Linked DNA regions of Mus musculus: region 2 is linked to region 1. The links are chromatin loops, found by intact Hi-C in ENCODE. Cell type or tissue: heart. All regions are shown on one strand. Links, peaks and the distances in the headings refer to the core of each region. The heading gives the core; the rest is flanking DNA.

Region 1 (11,815 bases), core at 3,556-8,555:
CATTGCTACTTCATAACTGTAGTTTTGCTACTGTTATGAATCCTAATTTAAATATCTGTTTTTTTTTTTTCTGATGGTTTTAGGGGAACCCCTGTGAAAGGGTCATTTGACATCCCAAGGGGTCGGAGACCCTCGGGTTGAGACCTGCTGTCTTCAAAGCATCATCTGAAATCAGGAATCTACTGATGTCCTGGGAGAGGCTCAGCTCTCTTCTATGAAGATCAAATTCCCGTACTAAGTTAGACTTCCAGCCACCCATATGAGAATATATTAACTCTCTTTCAAGTCCAGCCAGATTCCATGGCCTGTTATCTATAATTCTAATTTATTTTTCCAATGTCCCTGAACCTTGACAGCTATAAATACACAAGTTAGTCACCATAAACATGTGTCTTTTTCCCCAATGGATATTTCCTGTTGTTTTCCCCTGGGTGGATGTTTAAATGATGATTTCAGTAGGTTCAGAAGATTTCTATGTGAAGAATGTGACACCTTTGGGAGGGATAGAGAAGCGGGCGATAGGTGGCTCCCTACTTGGAGGAATACAGGTTACAGGGCTTTGCAGATTAGAAAATGCTAAAATGTATTAGCTTGGGAGGGTCAGAGCCAAAAAATTAAGGATAGAAATTGATGACAGCTTGCTTCTTGGCTTCAAATTGCATGAATCAGCAGCTCTGAATTATTTTTAGAACAGGTGAAATCTGACCTGAGCATGAAGCCAGGCCTTTCAGGTAGAGAGATCACAATATACTGTGACCAGAAACTGGGATGCGGTCTCCCTCAGGTCTTTCAGGTAGAGAGATCCCAAAACAATACCCTGCAACCAGACTCTGGGATGTAGAATCTCTCCGCTACCCACCTCAAAGGACCTTGATAGTTCTTAAAAAACTACTTCAAAGTTTCTGTTGTGGGTTTGACACTGCTACTGACCGGTAACCAGGTGATCACATATACTGTATACGTGGTATTTAGGGGAAGGTGCCAGTGACACAGAAGAGCATATCACTTCTTATTCTTTGGGGACCCACAGAGTCTTCCTAGAAGAACAGGAATCTAAACCAAGGAGTGGGGTTTGCTAAAGAAGACAACCTCACAGCTGGGGCATGTCAGCCAGGGCCAGGGTCTGGAATGATATGGTGACTGGAACAAGCAAGGTATAGCTCTGTGGAAAACAGAATTCAGATCACTGAGCGTTTTTAAATGGCATCTTACATAATTCATCAATCCTCGGAAAATGAGGGTCTACTTTGACTCAGTCACAGAAGTGATACACAGGTAGAAATAGAGAATAGTCAAGAAAAAAGAGGTAAATTTCTGACATTCCCTCACTAGAGACAGGTAACTTGTCTTGTTCTTGTTTTAAATTTCATGTGCATTGGTGTTTTGCATGCATGTGTGCCTGTGTGAGGTTATTGCAGCCTCTGAACTTGTGGACAACTGTGAACTGCTATGTGGGGTTCTGGGAATTGAACCTGGCTCCTCTGGAAGAGTAGCTGGTGCTCTTAACCACTGAGCCATCTCTCCAGTCTCCTGGGACTTTTTGTATGGAAGTCAGAGAACAACTTTCGGGGAGTCTGTTCTCTTTTTCAAATGACTCGGGTCACCAGGTTTAGGGCTTATAACAATGACAAGAGTTCTCAGTCCCAAAACAGGACACGGGATTACAAGATGAGCATGAATGTGAAGCCTGAACAAACTTTTACTTACCAAATTTGTTCCTATACATTACATAAGGAAGCAGGTAAAAATCAAGAGGTGGCGGGGTCGCTTTGACCAGAGCTTGTGAATTCTTTTTGCTGAAGCTAGTTACCTCCAAGTAAATCAAGTATAAAATGGGCAAAGGGCAGATGTTTCCAAGATCCTTCTGGTTTTATTGTAGTTATTGACTATTTAAGATTTCATTTTTTAAAAGATAATTTATTTCATGTATAGGAGTACACTGTCACTGTCTTCAGACACACCAGAAGAAAGTATCAGAGATGGTTGTGAGCCACCATGGGAATCGAACTCAGAACCTCTGGAAGAGTAGTTAGTGCTCTTAGCCACTGAACTATCTCTCTAGCTCTGAGATTTCATTTTTAGGGAGAGGGAGGGGGCAGGGAGAGAGGGAGAGCTACATGTGGGTACCCGTAGAAACCAGAGACATTGGATTCCCTTAGAACTGGGGTTGTAAGCAACTGTGTGTGAGCTACTTGACATGGACAGTGAAAATGGAAGAACAACAGTATATGCTCTTAACTGCTGAGCCATTTCTCCAGCTCCACCCCCTTTCTTCTTCCTCTTCTTCTTTTTTCTCTGTATAGCCCTGGCTGCCCTGGAACTCACAGAGATCCCCCTGCCTCTGGCAAGCTGGGATCAAAGGCGTGTAGCACTATGCCCAACTCATTTGTTTTTGAGACAAGGTCTCATGTATCCCAGGCTGGCCTCAAACTTCCTATATAGCCAAGGCTGTCCTTCTGACTCTACCTCCATGTGCTAGGATTCCTGGGAAGTATAGGCACACCCATTTTTTGTGTTTCTGGGGTCGAATCCAGGTCTTTGTTCCTATATAGCCTTTGTTCCTTCTATAGCCTGATTCACATCTTCAGCCATAAGGACTCTCCATCCACTCAAACTGACTCTTTATCAGGATGGAATGTGGCCAGGTGGGTGGGTTTTGTCTGTAATCTCAGCATTCAAGACACTGAAAGAGGAAGATTGTGGCAAGCATGAGGGCTACAGAGTAAGTTTCAGGCCTCTCTAAACTACAAAGCAAAAGCTTGTATCAAAAATCCAAATTTAAAAGCCAGAGGAGATCTCTGAGTTTAAGGCCAGCCTGGTCTAAAAGAGCAAGTTCCTGAACCACCAAGGCTACACAGAGAAATCCTGTCTCAAAAAACAAAAATTGACAATCTCTGCTGGGTGGAGGTAACATATTCCTTTAATCCCAGCACTCAGAAGGCAGATGCAGGCAGTTCTCTGTGGGTTTGAGGCCAGCCTGGTATATAGAGTTTCAGAAAAGCCAGGACTACCTAGGAAAACCTTGTCCCAACAAACCTAAAACAAAACAAAATCCAAATTGATCCAGTAATGTGGCTCAGTGTTTAGGATACTTGCTGACAATCCAGAGAACCTGGATTGAGTTCTTTGTTCAATCCCTTCTGGAAGGAGAGAATTGACTTCCAAAAGTTGTCCTCTTACCTACACACACACACATACACACACACACACACACACACACACATACACACACTCACATATACACATGCGCTTGCATGCACATACACTTGCACACACACACACACATACACAGATACTCATACATACACATGCATTTATACACAAATACACACACACATACATATGCCCTCACATGCACATACACACCCATACACATATACACACACAATACACTCATACACACACTAAATAAATGTAAAGAAAAACAGTAATGAAAAAAAATTGAATATGCTAGCATTAAAGACTGGCTTTGGACAAATCTGTTTATACTATACCTTTATTTATTTATTTATTTATTGTTTTTCGAGACAGGGTTTCTCTGTATAGCCCTGGCTGTCCTGGAGCTCACTTTGTAGACCAGGCTGGCCTCGAACTCAGAAATCCGCCTGCCTCTGCCTCCCGAGTGCTGGGATTAAAGGCGTGTGCCACCACGCCCGGCTATACTATACCTTCTTGACCCTCTGTTTCTAATTTCCTTCTTAGTGAAATCCTAGCAGTTCTGAGGACTCAGTTGTTTATCAAAGTTAGCTGCAAAAGTCACGGGCCCATTTCACAGATTGAGTCTAAAATGTATGAACACCATGAAGTGCTTTAATGACTGGGTCATGGCTATTATAGATAACAGTATTTATTAAGATAAGTCCGAAATACCAGTGATAAATATATTAACAAACAAAAATGCTCCTTTCTGTTTACAAATGCCAGGCTGAAAGTATCTGTAACAGCAATACTGGATTTAATTGTGTGACGTAAACTTGGCACTGACTTCTGTGCTGGTAAGGAAGAAGAGTAGGTCAGGGTCATGACTCAAGTGTCTTCTGCATATACATCCCTGTAGTGCCTGCTGCCCAATCACTTAAGTTACACGCAGTCTTATCTAAACAAAAATAAACGCATTACTAATCTCAGGCATGAAAACCAACCACCCAGGCTAATAGGGCTCACTTCCTCCTTGTGACACGGACCAGGCCTTTGATTAATAAGTGTGTGCTTTTTTCTGTTCAACGTCTCAGAAGTGGTAGATGCCATTGTGAGGCTTGTGTTTGTGACTCTGCATAGGCAGATTTCAAAGCCTGGGCCCCTGTGATGAGCAGGGGTAGTTTTTGAGGGGGGAAATCCCGGCTTCTTAATTGTCACCCAGCAAGTTTCATCTAAAGAGGAATTTCCTCACTGTGGCGCTGACGACTTTGTTTCCTTACTTTACACAGCTTACAATAAAAAGTGTTCTCAAAACAGCTACCCTGTCCTTGTGACTCTGTAGGGCGGGGAAGGACAAAACCAGGGTGCTGACTGAGGACTGGGCAGGGCAGCAACACTTTGACCAGTCTGACGTTTCACCAGACACATTGCCTGCTATTGCATTACCAAGTATCTTTGTTTTTGAGACAGTGTCTCATTATGTATCCATGGCTTGTTTTCATGCTAGGTAGACCACGGTCTTGAACTCATGACATCTGCCTACCTCTGAATACTGAGATTAAAGGTATGCTACTATACCTAGTATAATTTATTTTAAGGTTAGAAATGTAGCTTAGTTGGTAAGGGGCCTTTATAGAATCTATAATGCCCTGGGTTCAATTCCCAGCACCATATAAAACCAGGCATGGCAATGGATGACTATTTTCCAACATGAGATTGTATAAATAAACACAGAAATAATACACGAGTCATCCAAATAAATACAAAAAAGACACTGGGCCTTGTATACGTCAAGTTTATATTTACGAGTTAACTTCTTGAGTTTTTCATTTATAAGATTAATAATAAAATCTTAAAGTGTTGCTGTGAGGCTTAGGTGAGATGTCTGGATATTGATTTGACTTCTTTCTGCTTTTATTCATCATATAGGTCTTCCTCAGCTTCTTTGTCATAAATGAATAAAAAATAAATAAAAGTAAACCAAACCAAACCAAACCAAAAAACCAAATAGGCCTATCATGAATAGAACAAGGCAGATCCAAGCTGTGGGCACAGAGCTCTGCCTACTGCTGTCCCTCCCCACCCCCGTCCTGTGTTTCACTGGATAGGTTTGTTACCCCCCCCCCCACTCCCCCCCCCCAGACTTGTGTTCTGGGTCTTTTTTGCTCAGCAAATACAGAATCAAAACAAGGAAGGAGAAATTCAAAGTAACCGAATGCCTGAGTGAGCTGATGCTGTGCAATATTTACACAAGAGAGGTTTGTTTTTTTAACCAATCAAGGCTCTTATTTCTAGACACTGATGTCATTTAGTTAACCCCGTGTGTTTTAGTTGAGGTTTCTATTGCTGCAATGAAAACACCATGACCAAAAAAGTAAGTTGGGGAGGAAAGGGTTTATTCAGCTTACATTTTCATCATGAAAGGAAATCAGGGCAGAAGCTCAAACAGGGCAGGAACCTGGAAGCAGGAGCTGATGCAGAGGCTATGGAAGGAATGCTGCTCACTGGATTGCTCTCCATGACTTGCTCAGCCTGCTTTGTTATAGAACTGAAGACCACAAGCCCAGGGATAGCACCACCCAAGATGGGCTGGGCCTCCCCAACAATCATTAATTAAGAAAATGCCTTATAGCTGGATCTAATGGAAGCATCTTCTCAGTTAAGGTTCCCTCCTTTCAGCTAACTCATTTGTGTGTCAATAAAATCAGCTATCACAACTGGCCCCTTGTCAACTTGACACACAAACACATCACTATTAAGCCCCAACCCTTCCTTTGTTATTGATCCCCAGGATTTCACATTAAAAACATAAATAATTTTATAAGTCCCCCAATCCTTACAAATTCAAGCACATTAAAATTTCAGGTCCTCATTTTCCCCTCTTGCCTTACCAGTAGCTCTGCACTGGGACTGTGTGGTTGGGTGACTGTTTGGTGGCAGTGGCATGTTCCCAGACACCATGGGTGGCTCAGTAGCCAGGCACTGTGCCCTTCACCCTGGAGCACCAGTCTTTCTCCCAGATGAGAAATGGCAGCATATTTCAGCATTTCGCCATGTTCCGATTTATGCAGAGAAGGGTGCATTTCACATGATGTTTGAGGGTCTGCACTGTTCACATGCAAAACTGGAAATTGCTGCAAAGAACCCTTTAAATTCAGCTAAGCAAGATATGAAAAAAAAAAATCCCATTTTAAATTTGTTGCCTTGTGAAGAATACGCCTGAACAGAGGAAGACCCAGGACTCAGTGGCAAACATTCTGGCTGCTGCCATGGCAATGACCCAACTGACACTTGTGAAATTGTAAGCCAGGTGTGTGCAAGAATGTTCAAGAGGGGAAAACGATCACAAGGAACGTTCTGGGCATATTGGCCATGATTGCTGGGCGCAGCCCTGACTGGAAAGTCATTGCCGTTGATGGGGATGACCCAGACGCAGCCAGCTATGACGATGCTTCTGATGTTCCGGCTACTTAGAAGCTACTACGTACAGCCTGGTTTGGGGGGTGTAAAATTCCTGACAGAGAACCAGACAGGTTTACATTCAGTGCAGAATGTAAAGTCATGGATTTTGTAATTGACATTATTTAAAGTGCTCATGACTACTAGAAAGCATCAGTGAGTACGAAAACGGATGGAAGTGGGAATTAGCTGTGTGAAGACCGCGGTGTCAGAGAGCCACTTTATATGCAGTCCTGATGCCGCTGAAGCCATTGTGGATACTTTTACACAGCCATGTGAGTCTGCTGGCTCACGACTGACAGATGTGGATAAGTAGTTCCAGCACCAGAGTAAAACATGACAAGTTTCCCCTGGAATGCAAACTGAAACCACTGTGTTCTGTTCACCTGGAAGCAGTAGTTGCGGAAGTAAAAGTAGCTTTTCAAGGCTTTAAAGGTCTATAACTCACCTAACGAAGCAGACTCTGCGACGAATGTATAAGGCTAGCCATCCAGACACTTGACATCCGAACAGCTCTCTAGCCCTATGTGACACGGAAGTCGCTTGAGCATAGATGTGTTAGGTGAACACATATTGGGTGAGTACGTTTTCTGTGTTAGAAAATAAAATTATTTTGCTGAAAAAAATCTCTCTCTGAAAATCCACAATCTCTTTCAAAAAAAAAAAATCAGTCTTTCAGCTGTGGCAAGAATCAAAATTAAATTAAATATCTTCCTCAAGAAAGAAGAATCAGGAAACAGTTAGAATCTGAACTAAGCAACACAAGGCAAAACTCCAACAGTATAAATAACTCAGTGTCCAGTTATCTGGGATTCATTCACGATCTCTCGGCCTCTTTCAAGGAGCTCTGCCCTCTGTAGCACACACAGCTTGTCTTCTAGGCTCTGCCTGGCTCCGCTCCACTGCTGCTGCTGTTCTTGGTGATCATCCCATGGTACTGGCATCTCCAAAACTCTGGGGTCTTCTGCTGCAACTGGACTGCACTTTCACCAATAGCTTCTCACAGGCTCTCTTCATGGTGCCAAGCCTCAACTTCTTTGCATGACCCCTTCAGTCCTGGGTTGTCACCTGTACTGAGGCTGTGCCTTCACCAACAGCCTCTCCTAACTGCTCGCAGTGCCAAACCTCAGCTGATCTCCATAACCCCTTCATGCCTTCAGAACTAGTATCGCCTGGTATGTCTTACATATTATCAAGTCTGGCTGCGTATGAAGTAAAAAACCGTGGTCGCTTCCGGATCCCAGCTTGTGTGTACTGACCCTGAACAAACACTTACCTCAAGTAATGCCTGTCTCTTCTCAATCACCACTAACTTTTTTTTTTTTTTTTTTTTTTTTTTTGGAGACAGGGTTTCTCTGTGTAGCCCTGGCTGTCCTGAAACTCACTCTGTAGACCAGGCTGGCCTCAAACTCAGAAATCCACCTGCTTCTGCTTCCCAAGTGCTGGGATTAAAGTCGTGTGCCACCACTGCCCGGCCACCTCTAGCTTCTTAGCTCCAGCTAGCCAGTATCTATTGTCCCAGGTTTCACTTCAATGTTGCCAATCTTTTGCTAATTATGGCTGAGTCTTCAGCTCCAGCTGACACGCGTGACAGAATCTCACGTTAAAATAGCAAATGCCCGTGATAGAGTCTTTAAACTTCCCTCTGAAACTTCACAAGCCAGGCCTCCATCTTCTGCATTGCTCTCATCATTATCCTCCAAACTCCTACAGAACAGCTTACCAAGCTCTCAGCACTCAATGGCTTTTCTAGCCTAAAGTTCCAAAATTCCCCCCAAGACAGGATCAAGTCTATTGCAGCCATACCCAACAACCCTGGTACCAGCTTGTTTTTGTTAAGGTTTTCATTGCTGCGACGGAACACCATGACCAAAAAGTACGTTGAGAAGAAAAGGTTTCTTTGGCTCACACTTCCACATCACCGTTCATCATCAAGGGAAACCAGGACAGGAACGCAAATAGGGCAGGAACCTGGAGGCGGAGCTGATGCAGAGACCCACAGAGGAGTGCTGCTTACTGACTTGCTCCTCATGGTTTGCTCAGCCTGCTTTCTTATAGAACCCAGGACCACCAGCCCAGGGATGGACCCCACAATGGGCTGGACTCTCCCCTATTGATCTCTAATTGGGAAAATTGCTTACAGCTGTATCTTATGGAGATATCTTTTCAATTGTGATTCCCTCCTTTCAGATAACTTGTTTGTCTGTTAAGCTGACCTATGACTAGCCAACACACTGTCTCACAAAAGCAAATACCCACAAAAGAAAATAATGAACTTCCCTTACACTCACATGTATAGGTAAACACGCACTAGGGTAATTATCACTTATAGATTAATGAGACTATTTTAAACATCTTTTGTTGTTGTTGTTGTTGTTGTTGTTGTTCTGCAATAGGGTTTCATACAGCCCAGGTTAGCCCTAAACTCTCAATTTACAAGAGGCTGCCTTGAATGGTGATCCTCCTGCCTGTCTCCAATTCTGGAATTACAGACTATGACATCATGCCCAAGTTTGCTGAGCTTTCTGAGAATAAGCCTGTTTATATCGTTGATTAGGTCAGAAGTAATGAACAGTATAGATGGGAAAACCACTGATAATTTGGTTTCTGCAAGGATCATGCTATAAAACTATAAGACACAATGAAATGTTTCTGAGTCTCATAATGAATCGTTCCAGCTATAATTTGATCATTTATTTTTAATATGCCTTCATCCCAGATAATTTAGCAATAAAACTTAATCTTTAGAACATTAAAAATGATATTTAAAAAGAAATGTTGGGGAGGGGGCTGAGGGGCTGTCATGTAGCTCAGATGGTCTGGAAGTCAATAGCTGAGGGTAGCCTTGAACTGGCTTTCCTTCTAAGTGCTGCATTTTACTTTCTCATCAATGCATAATTGTATATTAATCCATCATTATCAATTCCATATTTCACATATTCATATATAGAGACCGAAAAATAAAAAAAAAACATTTTACATTTCCATTGAATTCCACACAGATGAGATAAGAAGACTAGAAAGGACTCACATTTTTCAAGGTGTCCAGCCTTTTCATTTTGGATTAAAAACCAACCAGACACCTAAGGTCAGGAGAAGTCCATAACCAACAGAAATTATAAAAAGAGCAGCATTTTAAAATGAAGGCAGCATGCTGTTCCTAGGCAGTTTCCGAAAGTAATTGATTTCGTGTTTCTTATCTGCAGGTCGGTGGTGGTTTTGGAACCTTGGTCAGCCAGTGAACACTTTTGCACATGTATTTCTTTGAATCCTTTACCAGCTGAGAGGCTGATGTTTTATCAGAGGGAAGTGTAGTGGTTGCTTTTCATAGCAGCACAATACAGTGCTTTCTTTTGGGTGGGACACTCTGTCCAGATTTCCTTTGTACCAGATGGCTGCCTCCCAACACCCAAAGCTCCTGGGATCACTAGGGATCCAGATGTGCTCACTTCTGTAGCTCAACAGCTAGGAGGAGGCAGCTCCCTCCCTGCAGAGTCAGCCTTTAGACTTCATAACCATGGGTAGGCACACTTATAATGTATTTGATCATTGTTCACTTCTGATTTTGATCTGCAAAATAAGCGCCGTGTGGGGTTTTAAAATGTTTAAATTTTAAGTAGATGACTGTGGATAAGGCATTGATGAACACCTGTCAGGGACTCAATCCTGAGTCCCAGGGTTCAAGGCTTCTCCTTTCTTAATTCGCCAAACTTGTCCCTAGTTCAATTATACTGTTTCCATTTGACAAGTTAATTCATTTTGTTCGTTAGTAAGTACAATGCACTTTGATTTTAGGAAAAAAAAAAAAAAACAAACTGTGAATTCACTTCAATGTGCCCCAGATTGGATTTGTTTATTAAAGCTGGTCTGCCTTATTTCCCACTTGTACCAATTAAAAATACTAATTATTTCTGTGCTAGTATTCCAGGACCATCTTTCCACGCATGAAAGTTTTTGAAGGAATCAACATTTTAATAAAACGGACTGGTTTGGGAAATTAGTCTCATTTTAAAATGTTTTATGTCTGTTCTGGAATTCTCCTCTATTGGACGGAGTCACCAGAACCCCGTGATTTACACAGCGTGGCTGTAATTGCTTCAGGAAGGAACATGCCTCAATCTTGCTGCTAACCAGTTTTCAAATGAGGTTTCCGCATTTATTCTCAAAAATCTACTATTTTTCTAAGACCTAATGGCTACTTTCTGAATTCATAAATCAACTCCATTTCTTGTTCTCATGAGGAGTCCTCCAGGTCTGTATGGAGTCCTCCAGGTCTGTATGGAGTCCTCCAGGTCTGTATGGAGTCCTCCAGGTCTGTATGGAGTCCTCCAGGTCTGTATGGAGTCCTCCAGGTCTGTATGGGCAGGAAACAGGTGACTCACGTTTCTGATGTAAAATGGCGGGCGGGCGGGGGATGCAAAGATGATATTCTCAGCTGGCAGACGATGACTTTTCTCAGAGATGGAATGAACAATCTTTGTTTAAAATTTGTAGGAAAAAAAAATCACTAAGTCAGTGCAACAAAGGGGAACTAACTCCATGTTGGGGGAAGGAGACAGATACATTTTTATTGCTATAAACTTTTGTGTGTATGTGGGTTATTTATGATGTGTTATTCTCAATGACAAGTTTGTTCTCATTTAAGTGAGACTGTAAGCCCATACTTCATTTACCCCCTCTGATATCCTGTTGCTTGAGAGAAGAGAATATTTTGGAAGAAAACCATTTCAGTGGGACAGACAATAAGTTAAGTCTCAGAAAGTGAAGGGACGGTAAGAAGGCACTTTCCTTAAAAACTGTGTGTAAATGAAATTTTACTATATGGAAGTGCAGCCAGGGACATTGAACTCCCACACAGGAGAGCATTCACTCAACACTGAGTTCTTAGGTAAGTAACACGGTGGCAGCGTTTGGAACGATCATGGCTGATGCTTGCTGCCCCCAAATAGTGGTGGGAAGAGTAGAACAACTGAGTGTCTGCCTGGGAGCACTCGGGAGCCACCTGCCTTCTGAACTCTGAGAAGAATAACCTGAGCTCAGCATGGAGGGAAACCCAATTAGCAAAACTATCTAAAAGAAAAACCCCTGTGGCACTCACTATTTAGAATAAGGTTATTTTAGAGTTGTTGGCAAGACAATACATTAAGTTATCCTTTAGTGAGTTTTTACAGTTGGTTTTCTTGGGCTGTTGATGGGAACAGCACATGAAGGAGATGCA
Region 2 (11,815 bases), core at 2,210-7,209, 170 kb before region 1:
AGTGCCTGACAAATACAGAAGTGGATGCTCACAGTCATCCATTGGACAGAGCACAAGGCCCCCAATGAAGGAGCTAGAGAAAGTACCCAAGGAGCTAAAGGGGACTGAAGCCCCATAGAAGGAATATCAATATGAACTAACCAGTACCCCCAGAGCTCCTTGGAACTGTACCACCAATCAAAGAAAACACATGGTGGAACTTGTGGGTCTAGCTGCATATGTAGCAGAGGATGGCCTAGTCGGTCATCAATGGGAGGAGAGGCCCTTGGTCCTGTGAAGGTTCTATGCCCCAGTATAGGACAATGCCAGGACCAGGAATGGGAGTGGGTGGGTTGGGGAGCAGGGGGGGAGGAGGGGATAGGGGATTTTTGGAGGGAAAACTAGGAAAGGGGATAGATAACATTTGAAATGTAAATAAAGAAATATCTAATAAAAAATATCCCCAGGAAAAAAGAAAGAAAGAAAGAAAGAAAGAAAAAGAAAGAGAGAAAGAAAGAAAGAGAAAGGGAGAGAGAGAGAAAGAGAGAGAGAGAGAGAGAGAGAGAGAGAGAGAGAGAGAGAGAGAGAGAGAGAGAGAGAGAAAGAAAGAAAAAGAACTTGCTATAGTGACAACTCTTTATCCTGCCCTCTGGTCTCTGCAACTCATAACCCAAGGATAATCAGAATAAAAGCACTCAAGAAACCACCTTCCCCACTTAGGGACTTATTTTTAAGTGTCAAATTTGACAACACTGCTTGTATTCTTATGTTAATATTGGGCCCCAGAGAGAAGAAAGACTCTGAGGAACCCTGCTCCCAAGTTATTTCTGATTGGTAAATAAAGATGCCAACAGCCAATAGCTGGACAGAAGAGACATGGGTGGGGTTTAGGTTTCGAAGGCTTGGGGTCTGGGGAGAACCACAAGGGAGGAGAAGGTGCAGGAGGAGGAAGCCAAAGCCACTATAGGTTAGGAGTCAAGAAAACATGGCCTCAATAAGTAGTAACTTGGGGTTATCGATAGGAAATAGATTCTAATAGCAGAGAGGGTAAATATCTGTCCAACTATTGTGCTGTTTAAGGCTTATTGTAAATATAAAAGGGGTGTGTGTGTGTGTGTGTGTGTGTGTGTGTGTGTTTTCCAGGAACTAAATGGAAAAAGGCAGGGTAGAAACCCTGGGTCAGGACTAAATAATTTCTACAACAGCACCCTGACTAAGTCCTGGAAAGAAAGGGGACAAAGGTAAAATCTGCGTGGATTTGAATACAGGAGACACTCGTGTTCTCACTGTGGTCCGTGTGCATCTGGGTACAGGACAGACTCATGTTCTCACTGTGATCTGTGCCACGACAGAAATAAGAAAAAAATTGGACCTGTGAGTCATGGGGGCTTCTTTCTTACTTCCCTGTAAGTTTAAAAGTTCCCTAGAAGAGTTTATTTTAAAAGAAGAAAACTGAAAAATTAGATATTATACTTTAAGAGGGAGAATAAAAACCTTGCAAGCTTGAGGAAAAGAACATGGGGTACTGCTTCATTTGAACTGCAAGGTGGATTTTCCCTCCTAGGAAATCTCATAGGAACCTTGTTTTCTTTTTTTTTCATTTTATAAGTAGGGCACTTCCTATGCATCCAGCAAGAAGGAGTGGCCCAGAGGACCTGTCTCTGAATATGTGTGTGGAGCGGCTTTTTCAATCAAGGGTGAGATGATGACCCCAAAACCTTATTTTAAAGGCTAATGAGTATTCATTTAGCTGAAAACTGTTATATTCTGGAATATGTCTGGGTTTCATAATAAGTAACTATAAATTCCCACCTATCTGTCTGTTGTCTTGTCTCTGGACGAAATTAGCCATAGTTGAAGAAAAAAAATTGTGGACTTCCCTCAAAAACCTCTTCAAATGACTTATTTATTATGATTATTATGTACACAATGCATTGATATTGTACATATAGGCACATCTAAAACATAAAATGTGTGTATATATTTATAAAACGTATGATTTGAACCATTTGCAGTGGCATTAAGCACATTTACAGTGAAGAGCCAGCCATGTAAAATTATAGCCATTCACATCTCCTTTGTATACTGACAGGCAGAAGTATTAGGTCTACTTGTGACTACCTTGCATACTAGGTTTCCATGGTGCAATTATTTTTTATTATTAAACTTCCCTGGCGTGTCATTCTTGACTACAGTTAGCCTTGGTGCCTGTCATTCAGTGTCGAGTGATGTGTAAGCATGTTATAGATAAGTCAGTGAACCGAGTGGCTCTGGAGATCCCGAGTCTCCAGAGGGTTTCCAGGATGTCGGTTTCTCTCTGCCTCCCTCTGCCTGACTTCACAGCCGAAACAGAGCCCGTGTTGTCCCTGCAATAATTCCTGTGCTTTCATCTTCTTTCCATTGTTGACGTGGGAACTATGAATCACAAACACACACACACACACAAACATTTCTGGAAGGGTACCCGGATTTTCGTGTTATGCAGGGTCTGGCGTTCAGCGGTGGAAGTCGACCATGGCACCAAACATCATCCACTTGTGACTGACCTCACTCAAGCCCCAAGAAAACTCATCTCCATATCTCTTCCGTTAGGTCCCCTGAGCAAAAGCAGATCTCTGAATGGTTGGTAATGGTTAAAGGCCACAGTCCTGTCATTATGTACACAGGAGTAATGTTGTGTGATCACACTGCAGAGGAATATTAGTGTTATGTGAAAACAGATGAGTAAATAGGCTTGGTGCTGTGGCCTGTGTGGTGGCCCCACAAAAGTTGCACACTGAAGTTTTAACCCTCAATACCTTGGTATAAGGTTATCTGGTAATTCTTAATTAAGGGTAAAGGTAATTAGAGGGATAATGTAATTAAATTAAAGTGAGTTTATTAGGGGAGACCTTTATGCAAAATGGCATCTGTTAAAGATGGGATCTAGGCTTGTCACATAGAAGGAAGACAGGGTGAGGGTCTAAGGCAGTGGCTCTCAGCCTCCCTAATGCTACGACCCTTTAATACAGTTTCTCATGTTGTAGTGACCCTAACCATTAATATATTTTTCTTGCTCCTTTGTAACTATAATTTTGCTACTGTTATGAATTAAAATGTAAACATCTGATATTTCCTATGGTCTTAGGCAATCCTTGTAAGAGGGCTACTCACCCCCCACACACACACACAAGGGGTCGAGACCCACAGGTCGGTTAACACTGGTGTAAGGGGGAGAAAAACCATCCAAATGCCTAATGCCAAGGAGAGGGGTCTCAGGAGAAATCAAGCCAGCTAATACGTTGATCTTACTCTTCCCGCCCCCAGAACAAGGAAGGGCTACGTATATTCTTGTTTCAGAAGTCTTGTGTGTTCTTCTTGGCTATAGCAGCCTGGAAATGAAAGGAGTTTCCTTTCTTCACAATACAATATTGCTTTGCTTTGCTTTACTCTGCCGGAGACTCCTGAGTATTTTCACTGGGCAGCTCCTAGAATTAGCATTCTTGGGCAGGCCATTAGGCACTTGCAATGTGGCTTGTCTCAACAGAGTGTTAGTCCAGGGATCAAGCTTACTGTGTTTCAAAGACAGTATAAAAAGAAGAAGGAGCACATTATCATGATTTTATGTTAGATATATGCGAAAATGAAGTTATTTCTGATATATGAATATAACTGAAGTGAAGTATTAGTTTTACCTCTTCTCCTTTACTCTTTTACCTTACTCCTTTTCCTTCTCCCCCTCCTCCTTTTCCTCCTCCTCCTCCTTCTCCCCCTCTTCCTCCTCCTTCTTCTTGTTCTTCTTGTCTTTTTGAAATAGAGTCACTATGTAGTCTGGTCTCAAGCTCAAACTTGAAATCCTCCTGCCTCAGCCTCTTGAAGCTAGAATTGCAGATGAGTGTCATGTTTTCGGCTCTTTGGATGAGGCCGCTAGTAAATTTTAAATTCCCCGCTGTGGTTTGCACTCCATCTCTGTTGGCCAGACACAGCTAGAGCACAGCGTGGGATGTAAGACCTCCCTGACCTGGCATCTCGTGATTGCCATCTCATCTAAAATCACCATGGAAACTAACCTCAGGGTGTTTCTGGGCAGAATTTTTCAGATTAGGTTAATTGGGGTAGGAAGAAGCACCCTAGGTGTGAATGGTGCCATTCCATGGGATGGGGCCCCAGGCTGAATAAAAGGGGAGAAAGTGAGCTGAAAATAATCACACTTTGCTTCCTGACTGCAGATACCATATGACCATCAGCGACTTCCCACTCCTGCTTCTACACCCCTCTTCCCATGATGAATGTATGCCCTTGAACTATAAGGCAAAATAAACTCACCTTCTCTTCTCTCCTTCTGTCTGTCCTTCCATCCTTTCTCTCTCCCTCCCTTCTGTTCTTCCTCCCTCCCTCCCTCCCTCCCTCTCTCCCTCCCTCCCTCCCTCCCTCCCTCCCTCCCTCCCTCCCTCCCTCCCTCCCTTCCTTCCTTTGCCTCTTGTCATGCATTTTGTCACAGGAGTGAGAAGTCACTAATACACCCACCCTCTCAACCACCAGCAACAACAGATTGATCTTTCTATTTCATCCCGACCCCTGGACTGACCTAAGTCAACCCCTATTCAGCCTTCATGTGTCAGTCACCTATCACAACAGGAAGATTATGGGCCCATCTAGGCACGCCCACTGTTTGGCTAGACTAGGTGCCCTTCCTCCACATACCTGTAATTTCCCATGTATCCCTATAGCTTGAATCACAGCATGGTTTAACAAGCATATGCTATCTCCCTGTCCTCTGACATGTGAACACCTTGAGGGCCTCTTATTCGTATGAATACCACAACACCTGGCCCATTCGGTCCTTAATAAATGCCTTGTGGATGAGGGAGTGCTTTCAGGGTGAGGTGGACACGGTTTCTGCCACAAGGCCAGAGGAGATGCTGCCAGACTGAGCCAAGGAGATAGAAGGCAGGGCTCAGTAAGCAGAACTCATGAGCCTCGACGAGGGAGAGGGGAGGAGTCAGCGATGCTCCCAGATTCTAGCCAGGCGACATGTTTTCAACACATAGATTATTTTCTTGACATCCTTTTTTCATCGAAGCACAAGCTAAATAATTAATTTTTACTCTGAGCATCTACGCTTCTCAAAAAGAAGCGTTTCATCCCTAGAACCTCACTGCTTCCTACAACACCGCCTTGGCCATCGTCTTAGAGGACAGGCTGGCTTTGTGCTTGGGCTGCTACTGGACAGACTGCAGGGAGCCTTGCTTCCTGACATGAAGTGCATATCCAGCAGGTGCCTCCTGCTCCTCACTTAACACAACAGCATCTGCCAGGACAATCATTTTGCCGTATTTGGAGACAGGAAAACGATGAGTCACCTTAAGTCAAAGAAAGTCCTTAGAAAAGAAGATTCATCGCCAAGTTCTATGACTTCATTCTATATTCCTTCCACCAGATGACATCTGCCCCAAGGGACCAAACAAAGGAAAGCTGAACAAACAGATTGGTTTCTTCTACTCCACCACCACCACCACCACCACCACCACCACCACCACCCTGGGTTTTCTGCCTCTGCTTATCATTTTTATGACCCAGAGACAGTTGTGAAGAATACAAGCAGTAAACAGCATGAGTAAGAGAGAGGGTGACAGAGGGGTAGAAGGAAGTATTCATCAAATGACTACTGGAGAGGAGACGGGGCAGGGTGACATTTGCGTGCTGATGAAATCACTCACGGTGAGCACTCCGTTGGATCTCTCTCCTTACATCACTTTGCCTGTTTTCTTCTCTTCATATTTATGCCTCTTCACAGCATCATCTGAGATTATTCTGGTGATCCAGAAGGTATTTTTATAGAGTAATAATTCCATCTAGCTTCTGCATCAGATTACCAACTCCCTTGACGCAAGGACCAATTTGATCTAATACAATCCAATATATAGAGAAATATGGTTATGTAGTAATCACTGGGTATTTGGAGAATTAATAAAGTCATCGTAAAAGCCAGACATCCAGAGGAAAGTAATTTTTATGTAGAATGGTATAGTTTTAACGAAAAGTAAATTTAATTGTATGTATGAACTTTGACTCTGGCAGCCCGTGTATAGCTAATACTTCAAGGTTGATTTTGTCGTTTACTTTATTTCCTGATGATGCCAAGATTCCTACAGCCATACAAGGAAACCTTGACAAGCCCTGAACTGTATGCAGCTAATTGTAGGGGTGAAAAAGAAGGATTCTTGTAGCTAAGACACCAGTAAGGAACCACAGAAAGCCCCATTATACTTCCGTATCCGAGCAAAGGTAAACGAACAATCTGAAGAATTCTTAAGGTGTATGAGAACTCTCATTTTTTTTGAAGATTATCCTAACCATTATCCTGGAGCAAGATGGTTCAGCAGGGAAAAGAGGCTTGCCACCAAAACTCACAGTCTGAGTTCCCGAATTCAGTAGTGCCTGGAGCCAACATGGTAGAAAGAGAGAACAGACTCTTGCAAATTGCTGTCTGACCTCTATACACATGTGCCTGCCTACACACACACACACACACAATTAATTTATTAAAATACTAACCATGGGTACATTTTTTACCCTGATTCAAGATCACATTAGTCCAATGGCAAGCAAGCCTATCTTTGTGGACATTGAGCCTCATTCACTGTCTTTCCAGTCTTTTATATATTTATGTATTTATTACCATGGAGTTCTTAGCAAAGAGTGCAATTATTTCATACACATCGCATTGTTCTCCCCCGACCCCAGACTTAGAATTGTCGGTCTCCTGCACTGAATTGGACATATCTTAGAATTAGAACAGGACAGAATGTTGCCTTTCATGCATCAGGCCTTGTTAAACGAGAAGACAACTGATCTGAATAAATAAATAGACTCTGGTTTACAAAGAGGCTTGTTAGAAACTCACACCACATGAATTAGGAGCTGTCTGCATTCACACTGAGCACACAGTGCCTAATAAAGAGTGTCTCTCAGCATACATCAGCTGCCTGCCTGGCCAGGACTGCGTCCTTTCTGCTCCTTAGGAACTCCTTCATATACGGAGGTATTCACAAATACACTCACTTGGTGAACTCTCCAAATAATCTATTATCTATAGCAATTATTGATGTCTTTTTTTCCCCTTAAGTTCTACTTTGTGGTTTAATAAAAATGGCCATTCCCAATCATGAAACTTGTCTTCTGACACTATTTCCCTGGGGGCCATTAAATGACAACCCTCCACGACGTCACACAGAGGAAGAACTGTTACTGTAGGAACTGAGCATGCAAGCCAGCCTGTTTCTTCCCCACCTCTCACCCACTAGCATCATCCTTGAGGTCTTGGCAGTAAACTTTAGTCACCTTTTATCAGGCCTCTCTCTTCCTTCATCCTCACGACCAGAGTTCATAGCTCCACCAGAAAATGGCGACCCCATTCCATCTCAGTTCCCTGAATTTGGTGCAGACAACTGGGCAACTGCTTCATCAGGTGACTGGCCTCATGGAGTAGGTGGTAGCCCCTAAGTGTCATGCTCTAATTTATAGACCACAGAACATTCTGTCCATCTGGTCAGAGAAATGACTAACATTGTTGGATGTTTTTCCGACAAAGGCAAACATTCTGTCTCACTCATCCTGGAATGGAATGTGAAGCCTACGTTTCTGAGAACTTTCGCCACTGAAGTGGAAGGAGTTTATGCATCTGGTAAAAAAAAAAAAAAAAAATCGAGGTTGTGATGAGGTGTTTAGCAATGGCTGCTTGTGTTTCTGTGTGGTGTTTGTAGCACTTGGAAACTGAATTGCCTCAGGATGGAACGGTGTTGAATTCCAAGCATAATTGAGAAATGAGTTCAAAATCATCGGTGAAGACCTGGTGTTTCTTCGACCAATAATAACAATAAGGAGCAAATTGACGAAGTAGAAAGTTATGGCAGGAAAAAATGGATTTTTTCTGAAAAAAAAAAACACCCTTTTATTGACATTATAGGACAGATTTATTAGCCACTGTTAAATAAAATCAAATCTTAAAAACACATTAGTAAAATACTGTTCTAACAATTTTGTTTTTTAAGATTTTATTGTTATTATTTTAATTATGTATATATGTATGTCTTGAGCATGGGTTATGCGATGCCCACCCAACAGGATTTTGGGTCTCCAGAAACTGGAGATCAGGTGGCTGTGAGCTACTGACATTAGTACTAGGAACTGAACTTGGGGCCTCCACAATAGAAGTATGTGTTCCTAACCACTGAGCCATCTCTCCAGCCCTAACAATTCTATCCTTTTAATAAAGAGCAAAGTAACATTATCTGTAATCTAGCAACTGCTTTGATTTTTCTTGGCTGAATACTTGGATCTCTTCTCTATTGTTATGATATAGGAGAAATATCTGTCTGTATTACATTGTTTTCATCTTCTCTGGAGTCTTCAGTTGCGGGCAGTATATCTTGAAAGCATGTGAAAGACCTGGGAGTATCATCACTACAAGACATCTGTCAATCACCTCTCCTTCTGCACTGACCAAGCATCATGTGAGTTAGTTACTCTGAGGGCTACAATGACCCGTGACCACCAGGACTTGAAATTGCAATGCCAGAACAGAACAAATGCATAAAAACTAGTTATCAACAGATCAATGTATCCTAGACACATCCACACTTAAATGACAGGTGATAGAAGTAATCCAAAGACAAGGCCCCACTCCCTGCCCTGCCCCCACTCTCAGATCCAAGCCACTTGCTGTCTCCAGGGAGACAAACCGAGCTGTCCATGGAACTGTACTAAAGAGAGCTGTGTCGGACTCTACAGAGGTTAGGATTCTCTTCTTGTAAATCTCCCCTTCACACGTCTGACAGTTTGTCCTACCATAGAGTAAAGGACAAATTTCAGGAAATGATATAGGCTTGAAGCCCCGTGGAAACTCTTTAGGAGAAACCAGTGACAGCCACCACATCACAACGGCAGCTGCAAAGTGTTAGCCTGGTAGTACAGTGCATCGTGTGAGCGCAACTCAGGTACGGGTTGAACATTCTTAATCTAAAATGTGCCAGAAGCTAGACGTTTCTGAGCGCTGATATGATTCCACACCTGACTTCACGTGACAGGCTGCAATCTACAAAACACAGGTGCTCCGAAAGCAGTATTTAATATTACCTTCAGGCGAGGTGTAGAAGGTATACACGAAACACAGGTGAATTCCATGCTTAGAGGTATGCCCTATTGCCAAGATATTTCATGTGCATTTGCAAATAAATCTGGAACATTTCTTATTCCCATTTCTTAGGGATGGAGAAACCTCAGCTTCTGCTTTATGCTTCAGATGGACAGAGGAGGACTGGAGGGGAGGGAACATCTGTGAGGACTAGGACAGCTCTCCCAGGACCTAGTCACTGATCCACTCATTTGTCAACACAAGCCTGCACTGAGTGTCAAACCCTGATGTTCCCTTGGTACAGGAGACAGGCAGGGGAAAGAACACACCACACTGCCCCCAGGAACCCCCGTCTCATGCGAAAGACAGTCCAGTGTGACAAATAAGGGATGGAACGGGGAGCCCAGACAGGCACAAAGGGAGGGCTGACCTATTTGGAATACCATGGATACTACTTAACCTTCTGGCTCTCTCAAGAAAGTATCTGTAAGCCTAACATGAAAAACAGAGAGAAGCAGATTGTACATGGGGCAGAGCACAGAGCAGACAGAAGGAGGAAATTGACCAGCGGGACCAGAGGCAGCAGGTTAGCAAGCCTGGAGCAGTCATCTCAAGACTAACTACTCCAGGGGCAGTATTCAACCTATCACCTTAGCCAGAGACCGACGCAGAGCCCCGGAGCTTCAAAGGTCCATCGTAGCCATGGGATGTAGGCCTGCCTCATTGATGCTTCAAAGGTCCATCATAGCCATGGGATGTAGGCCTGCCTCATTGATGCTTCAAAGGTCCATCATAGCCATGGGATGTAGGCCTGCCTCATTGATGCTTCTGAATTGGGAAGAAGAACCAGAACAACCTGTTGGGGGGCTTCAACTTTGGGGGGCTTCATTCATAGGATGCCTGGTATCTGGACACTCCCCTCCCCATCCCCGTAGCTCCTCCACCATGCTTGCCTTGGCAATTGCCATAGTCAATGTCTCTCCTTCTTCTATTAGAGAGAGAGAGAGAGAGAGGTAACTTACACACTTTGGCTTTCCTGAAGAACTCAGCCAGTGTCTCTATGTATTCATTTGGCCATGCTCACACAAGACTTTGCAAAGTGGCCCCACTGAGATTTAGACTTCAGTCCATGTTGTGGTGAGGGGAGAGGGAAGGGAAAGGGGAAGGGGAAGGAGAGAGAATGAATTTAGAAAATTGTAACTAGCAACTTACAATGTTCATTGTTCGCTGGATGTGGTAGCACATGCCTATAATCCCCAGAATTCCAGACGCAGGGGGATCTCCATCTGGTCTGCACAGACAGTGAAAGAAGGTCTCAAAGAACCAAAATCAACACCAATGAAAAATCCGTTATTGTTACCATGTTGTTATTGTTTATACTTAGTTACCCTTGGCAGCGATGTGTTAAGACAAATCAATATGTAGGTGACTAAGAGTAGATAGCCACAAGAACTGCCCTACATAGTGAGGACAAAATTATACATCCAGGTAAATCTAACGTCTCTAACTAATAGGCTGGTGGAGAAGTTGGGCTACTCCCCAGTTGCTCCTAATCGGTATGACAAATGCATAAAAAGGAAGATCATGAGGCAGCGCTGAGTCTGCTGCAGAAAGAGGGGAGAGGGAGGCAGAGAAAGCCCTGTGGGCGCCTGTGTGTGGTGTGCGAGGTAGGAGGACCAAGGGAGCCAAGGCAAGCATGGTGGAGGAGCTATGGGATGGGGAGGGGAGTGTCCAGGTACCAGGCATCCTAAGCCAGTCACAGTCAGGGTCACCCCCAAAGAGAAGGGAACTGCAGGCCTCCGAGCATAAGACATGGGTGGGCGTCTGAGCCCGGAGTAGCATCCACAGCGAGGGAGGAGTGGAAAAGCACATGGGCTGGGCCTCCCCACATGGGCTCCTAAACACCTCAATCCAGCTGGCTCAGCCTGGGGAAGGACTCTCCATGCACAACCTTGTTTCTGTTGGGGGAAAGATTATTACTTTTAATTTCAAAAATGCTTCAGAGAAGAAAACTCTTAAGAAACCTGTTCCTCAAATCAGGTTTTCTCACAGTATGTGAGGCTGTGTGAGCTTCCAGATTCTGGGCGTGGGGGTAGGGTGCGGGGAGGGGAAGACAATAGAAACTCAAACTCCAGTCTCTAGGGGATTGAGAAAATTAAAACAAAGCGACTTCTGAAAAGATTGGGAGATCAGTCAGAAAACTTGCCTCCAAATCTGCCCTATCAGGTGCATGTCTGCTCATTACCCTCAAGTGGTGAGCGCTATCCACCCCAGAAGTCCCTTGAGCATGTTATTTGGCCTTGACAATCATCAGTCCTCATTCAGGTGAGGACATTGAAGCACAGGAGGCGGGGGATAGCCCATCCATCAGTGACAAACAGCTGCCACCGCCGCACACAGCACACTCAGGGACACTCCAAAAGCAGGTCACATAACCATTTCCCTGCATGCCTGGATGGGCCAATAGACACTGAAGCAACTTAGACTCCTGTCTTCTGCCTTTGAAAACAACTCTCTTAACGGAGCAGCTGGTTCAGGTGGCAGGTGCTCTTAACCTGTGCTGTTCGTCCACACTCGTCCCCTTCCTTGCACACTGCCTCGTTCAAGGGCTGGAACCTGACAATATTTTCTGCGTGCTTCTTAAGTGTATCATTTTACATGGCCGAGGGATCACACTACCACACAGCCGTAAGTCAATATTTACACTCATTAGTTATAGGC

Evidence for each region. A loop is a pair of places that touch in the nucleus more often than their neighbours do. Peaks named below come from ENCODE experiments on the same cell type or tissue, not always from the same donor. Only the 100,000 strongest peaks of a DNase experiment are listed, where the experiment ranks them.
Region 2: it touches region 1 in a loop (6-fold over the local background); 4 of 42 quality-filtered maps call a loop at or near these places.

Annotation. Positions count from the first base shown.
Region 1 is chr10:21,942,735-21,954,549 of GRCm38, forward strand. All of the region lies in intron 2 of Sgk1 (serum/glucocorticoid regulated kinase 1), which reads left to right. It also overlaps the pseudogene Gm18511. Among named protein-coding and RNA genes, the nearest start is that of Gm46215, 66 kb to the left of the region's middle. In heart, for the core only: no CTCF peak of the experiment used is centred there; no DNase peak of the experiment used is centred there.
Region 2 is chr10:21,778,405-21,790,219 of GRCm38, forward strand. No RefSeq gene overlaps it. Among named protein-coding and RNA genes, the nearest start is that of Platr6, 74 kb to the right of the region's middle. In heart, for the core only: a CTCF peak has its summit at 5,231; a DNase peak (open chromatin) is centred at 5,267.